Regions from separate parts of the Mus musculus genome. Here region 2 is linked to region 1. A link is a loop called in an ENCODE intact Hi-C map of the cell type or tissue named here. Cell type or tissue: left cerebral cortex. All regions are shown on one strand. Each heading gives the region's core, and the rest is flanking DNA. Links, peaks and the distances in the headings are about the cores only.

What was found. A loop is a pair of places that touch in the nucleus more often than their neighbours do. Peaks named below come from ENCODE experiments on the same cell type or tissue, not always from the same donor. Only the 100,000 strongest peaks of a DNase experiment are listed, where the experiment ranks them.
Region 2: a loop joins it to region 1, with 2.7 times the contacts of the local background. A loop is called at or near these places in 19 of 42 quality-filtered maps.

The regions. Positions count from the first base shown.
Region 1 is chr14:29,441,637-29,444,558 of GRCm38, reverse strand. The region is part of intron 4 of Cacna2d3 (calcium channel, voltage-dependent, alpha2/delta subunit 3); the gene reads left to right. Among named protein-coding and RNA genes, the nearest start is that of Cacna2d3, 280 kb to the left of the region's middle. In left cerebral cortex, for the core only: a CTCF peak has its summit at 1,257 (motif pointing right); a DNase peak (open chromatin) is centred at 1,247.
Region 2 is chr14:29,136,056-29,138,977 of GRCm38, reverse strand. The region is part of intron 13 of Cacna2d3 (calcium channel, voltage-dependent, alpha2/delta subunit 3); the gene reads left to right. Among named protein-coding and RNA genes, the nearest start is that of Lrtm1, 120 kb to the right of the region's middle. In left cerebral cortex, for the core only: no CTCF peak of the experiment used is centred there; a DNase peak (open chromatin) is centred at 1,776.

The DNA.
Region 1 (2,922 bases), core at 281-2,780:
AAACAGAGAGCAAAATCATTGCATTTGAAATACAAATTATAAGTAAGTTTTTAATATTCACATATTTTGCATATATTGTATATGTCTATGGGGACATATTATGCCCTGACATGTGGAGGTCTCAGGACAATTTTAAGAATTGATTGTTGGGGAACGCCAGGGCCAAGAAGTGGGAGTGGGTGGGTAGGGGAGGTGGGGGGAGGGTATGGGGGACTTTTGGGATAGCATTGGAAATGTAAATGAAGAAAATACATAATAAAAAAAAAGAGTTGATTCTTCCTTCCACCATATGAGTCTTTGAGATTCAACTCAGCTCAGGCTTAGTGGTGAGCACCTTCTCTACTGAACCACTCGCTTCATCGGTCTTAAAAAAGTTATATTTATTATGCATCCTACACCTTTATTTGCTGAGTCTGGCAACCCTGTTTGTATGTAGAGTCAGGAATTTGGGATGTGTCCCCTTGCCACCAGGAAGTTCAGCCTCTAGACAAGACTCCAGGTTACTTACCTGGGCCTGGGATGGGGGTGGGGGTGGGGGTGGGTGGGGGAATCAGTTATTCCATAAGTCTCAGAGGCACAAAGAGCGGGTGTAGTGGATATGTGCCTTCAGTTCTCAACAGTGGAAGAATACAAAATCCCTGACCACCCTCCCACCCTCCCGTGTGCTCTGGCCTCCTGTATGGCACTGTGACCCCCACAGCATCTCCTGCAGGTCCACAGAGCCCCTGTAGCCAGGCTAAGAGTTCTTCACTTCCCCAGTGCTGGATGGTCCAGGCAGCAGGAGGCAACCAGCTGTTTTTACTGTATCCAGCCCAAAACATGTCATGCAGAAAAAATGTCAAGTCGTTTTGAAAAATGTCGGAGGTATAATGAGCCTGACAGGACTGGAGTGGCATTGGCCATGGTCACGTAATTACTACCTCAGTGTTTGTTTACCGTGCAGCCCTTTCTTCTTACACTGGAATTAAATCAATCCAAGCAACAATGCAGCTTTATACAACCCAGGTCTCAGCGCAGACAACACTTCTGCATTCCCAGGTCCCTGGTGAGGGTGATCTTTGCCAGGTTGACTAAGCAACTTAACGGATTCTTTCATATCCGTATCTTCAGACTAAACTCGAGCAGACTTATTAAATTAAACTAAATGGAGGTCACCTAGTTTTCTTCTGCAAGCAATAAAATGTTAAGATAGGGTGAGACACTGAGGTCTGAGATCTAATTTGAATTTAAGCTGCGGCCTGGCACCATACTCCCGAGATCCACTAGATGGCGCTGATGATTCACACCAATGCAGTCGAGACTTTTTTTTTTTTTTTTTTTTTTTTTTTCCACCCCCTTTTTCTTTTTCCTTTTTCTTTTTATGTGCTTAAAAAGGTTAGGCTACTTCCACATACTTCTTCCCTTTACCTCCTCACGTTTGACATTCTCTTGTGTTATTCAAATGGACATTATTTCTCCCTTCCAAGATCTTTCTACCTCTGTGAATTTGTAAACATAAATAATTAGAAGGAGGAAGATAAAAAAAGTCCGTCTTATTTAAACCATCCATCTCTTTGTTGCTCCATTCCTTGATTTTTTTTTTCAGGGTGAACCTCCTTGGGCTTTGTTTCCTTGACGCATTTGGTCAGCATGTCTTCACAAAACTTCTGCAGTTCCTTTAGATTTCCTTCATCTGGTACAGTTGATTTTCCTCTCGCAGATTTATGCCCCGTTTACTTTGGGAAAGGAAATATCTATCCTTAGCATTTGAGTTTTGAGGATTTGCCCCCAACAGTGGGGATCAGATGCCTGTTAAGGTCCCAGCCATCCTCACTTAGAAGCAGACTAGCGGAAAGCTCTCCTGGTAGGAGGGGCGGTTCCATGTGGGTTTGTGGGGCAGGTCTTCTTTCATATACAGAATAAATTCTGGGCCAGACAAGGACAACAAAAGCACAAAGACTGGCAGCTGTTACAGATTTCCACCCCTAATGAGCTACATTTTTTCCCCTAGAGCATGGCTAATATGGGATGGGTCCCTCAGATTTTAAAAGGAATGTTAAAAGGGAGTAAGGTTAGCTTTAATCAAGTTAAAAAAAAAAAAGTCCTAAAACTAATTTCCAGCCAAGCTTGAGACCCATGGAAAGTTCTCTTGTAAATATTACAGCGGCAAGCGGTTTCCTTTATTTTTCTTATGACTCTTGGTTCTCAGAAATCACATCACCTGATTGGCTGGGAGAGCAGGGACCTTCTGGAGGCAGGGTCTCTGTGCTAGACCTGGTATATGCTCTAGAGCTTGCCTTTATGGGGGAGATTCCAACAAGGGAGTGCATCTGTGAGAGATGTTCCAGGCTTCTCTGCTGCTCTGAGATTTATTTAACAGAAAGGAGACTTGGGGTGTCCTGGGGCTTCTAACCATATCAGTGTCCTGTCACCAACTGGGTATCAAATGGCAGTTTGCAGAGTCCCAGTCCCCATTATCTTGGCACCTTGCAGTATGAACCCCCTTAGATGGGAAATAGTTATCTTACACAGTGCACCTGGATATTTCTGTAGCACTCCTTTGAGATAATTGTCAAGTAGTCATTGGTGGATTCCATTATATTGCAGAAAAGGCAGCAGCCATGAAATAAAGATAGTGTAAGCAGGGGAAGGTTAGATTCTGCAGTTGTTGGAAAGATAAGGCCCAAGACTCCTGATTATGAATGTCCTGTCATTCTGTTTAGAAAATCAGGCAATGGATGTCCCCTAAGTGTCTACTTGACAGTTCTGAGGGTTGAGACTTGAGGGGGGGGTGGGGTCACATGGAAGTAGGAAAATACAAAGCTCCTCCTCCTTTCTCTACAGTATGAATTAACCGTATTTAATACAAAATGTCTTACAGCTGTACAACAACTTCCTGTGTCATTTGTCAGGAAATATGAAAAGATTTTCAAGCCCCAAGCA
Region 2 (2,922 bases), core at 256-2,755, 310 kb after region 1:
TGGCATATATAATTACAAAGATCAACACACGAGCATATATTTGTACACTTTGGTTGTCTGTTCTTTTTTTTTTCCTGTCTTTGTTGTTGTTGTTTGTTATCATTGTTTTTCAGTCAGGGTCTCAGGTGGCCTGATATTCCTGCCTCTCCTCTCTGAACTCTAGGATGTAAGTCCACCATGCCAGCTTCTATTTCTACGTAGTGCATCCTCTGAGTGGTATCTGGTAATCCTTTGCGTCTCTAACCCCCATGGTGGACTTTCCTGTAGGTGGGCCAGCAGACAGTAGGACACCCGCCACCCTCCATCTTATCTGCCTTGCTAGCTCACCGTTTACCTCCGTCCGTGTCATAAACCACACAGTGCACTGCTTTGTTTTTGTTAAAACAGAGACTGTTTTCACTACCGAATTCTAGGTCTCTGTGTTTTCATTCATGTTTTCCTTGAAACATTTGATGTTTGCATTTGCTATTTTCAAGTCCATGTGTGATGATCCCATCACTTTCTATTTTTATATCTAAATATTAATCAGCTGTTTATTCCCTGGAGAGGCCTATTTTCCTGTCTCCAGAGCCAGTAGTGTTTAGCAGCTAGAGATAAAAGGAAAGGAATAGGCACTGGGCTTTTGGAATGCATTGGCTTTGTCCTCCCTTAAGAAGCATTAAGGGTGTTTTTGTTTATTATTTTTTTCTGTCAGTCACTTAATTTATTAAAGTACTGGTCTTCTTAGGCTCTGATTGGACAACTATGGTGGCTCACTCATTCTAACACCAGTTCAGTTTTAGAACAAGCCACATGGTTTCCTAGGTTCCTAGTGTTAATATCAGGCAATACAGCAAGTTTTCTGCTCCTGCAGGTTGAAAAGTAAGACTTCAGAGTGTCACTGGAGGCTCAGCATGCGCTGTTTTAGTCACACCCATGTCATTTTTAAGTGAACAAGGGTGACTTAAAAGGTCTGGAGATCTTTCTCTGCATGACCCTCTTCTTTCACGACTCTACACCACAAACCCTGCTGTACAGTTCCTCTGGTGATCTCTGATTTAGTTATTCTCCATCACACGCACGCAGCCAGCCAAGTTCTCGTGCTCCTCCTTCAACCTCGGCGCTCTTATAAATGGTTCCTGTAAAGGGACTAGAGCTTGCCTCATGGGCCTTGTCTGAGTATCACAGTCTATGTGAATTGTTGGCTAGGAAGCATGTGTGTCTTGTACTCCATCCAACTTTCTTATTGTGTCAGGTTTATCTGGTATTAGTCACTCCACAGTGACCCTAATCAGAAACCTAGCGATAAAAGACTATTCATTTGTTTCACCTTTGAAAGGACTCAATGGATTGGTCTAGCCTGATTCAGGCTAGGAAGGAAGCCTTAGTGAGTTTATCTAATTTGGTCAGACAAGGATTCTTCCATTGTACCTGAGACATATATATGTACATATTTAAGCAGACTGGTTGCATTCAGTTTGTTGCATCTGGATCCTCATAGCTCTCAGATGAAACTGGAGAAGCACATTTGCCTAGTGAGCTCTGTGTCCAAGTACCGCTGATAAGACAGGGCTTTGTCCAGTGAGAGACCCTCCCGCGGAATGGTAAGAAGGCACCGGGAGACACAGACATTGGATAGAAGTTATTCTGACTCACGATTTAATTGTGAATTAATCAAGACCATAAGAAAAAAATTCCACTGAAAATACACACGGATTTCAAATTAAAGGAACATGTGTTTGGCAAAGTGTGCTTTGAGGACTGCCAAACCCCAGCCTTATAGGGAGGGGGAGGAAAGTGCAGCGTGAGAGACAGAGCAGTCCCAGCATGTTAACAGGCTTCTCCTGTCCAGACGTGACCCAAATCAACCTGCAGTAGTCCAGCAGTCTCACATCGGTAGGCTGGTGAGCAGGACACAGTTCCCTTGCAGGCCTTGGGCAAGCAGACGATTTCATTATTAGCCTTACTGTGTGTTCCCTTGTTTGCCCATTAGTAGGTGACTAAAGTTATTTTTGAGGGACTGCCGACTGGATTTTTGTTTGTAAAACTTGATTGTGATACCAGGCCAAAATGAGGTTTTGGACTCAATCTGTCCTGCCACTTGCAGAATGTAGACAATCATGTTTGTATTCTAGGAGCATCTTGGAAATTTTAGGATGTATTCAGAGCCCTCAGCTATTGGCCTATCTTAGAGTATATAGACTCCACATTTGTAAATTTTGCTATTAGTCATTGCAAGCCAGCATCTCCCAGAGACTTCCTCTAGGCCCCAGGAAAACTGGTATTGGGAAAACGTGACTGTAATATAGAATACATTCACTGATGTTCCAAGGCAAAAACAATAAAGAGCTTCTATAACTCTATAGAAAAGAACTAACTCTCTCTCTCTCTCTCTCTCTCTGTGTGTGTGTGTGTGTGTGTGTGTGTGTGATTTAGGCATCTGTATGCTACCCCATGTGTGCAGAGTTCAGATGATAACTCCTGAGTCATTTCTCACCTGCCACCTTGTGGGAACTGGGCGTCAGTCTGAAGTCATCAGGACACCGTGTGCAAGTGTGTCTGCCCACTGAGTCATCTCACTGGCCCAATAATATACATTTTTAGTGAGAAGTTTAATGTGTCTTTTAAATTATACTAACATTTTATTAGGGTCAGTATTGATCTTGTTATTTGTTATATGTAAATGTGCTAAGGAGTTGAATTATTCATAAAGAACACATTTTCAGTTAAGTCCATTTATTTTTGGTGTCTGATTTTTGTGGAAGGTGAGATTTCTTTTGGTTACTTTTATGTTTTATGTGCATGGCTGTTTTGTTTGCATGCGTGCCTGTGTACCACATGTATGAAGTGCCCTTGGATGTCAGAAGAGGATGTCAGGTCCCTTAAGGACTGAAGTGACAGATGGTTATGAGCCTTCATGTGGGTGCTGGGAATTCATCTGGG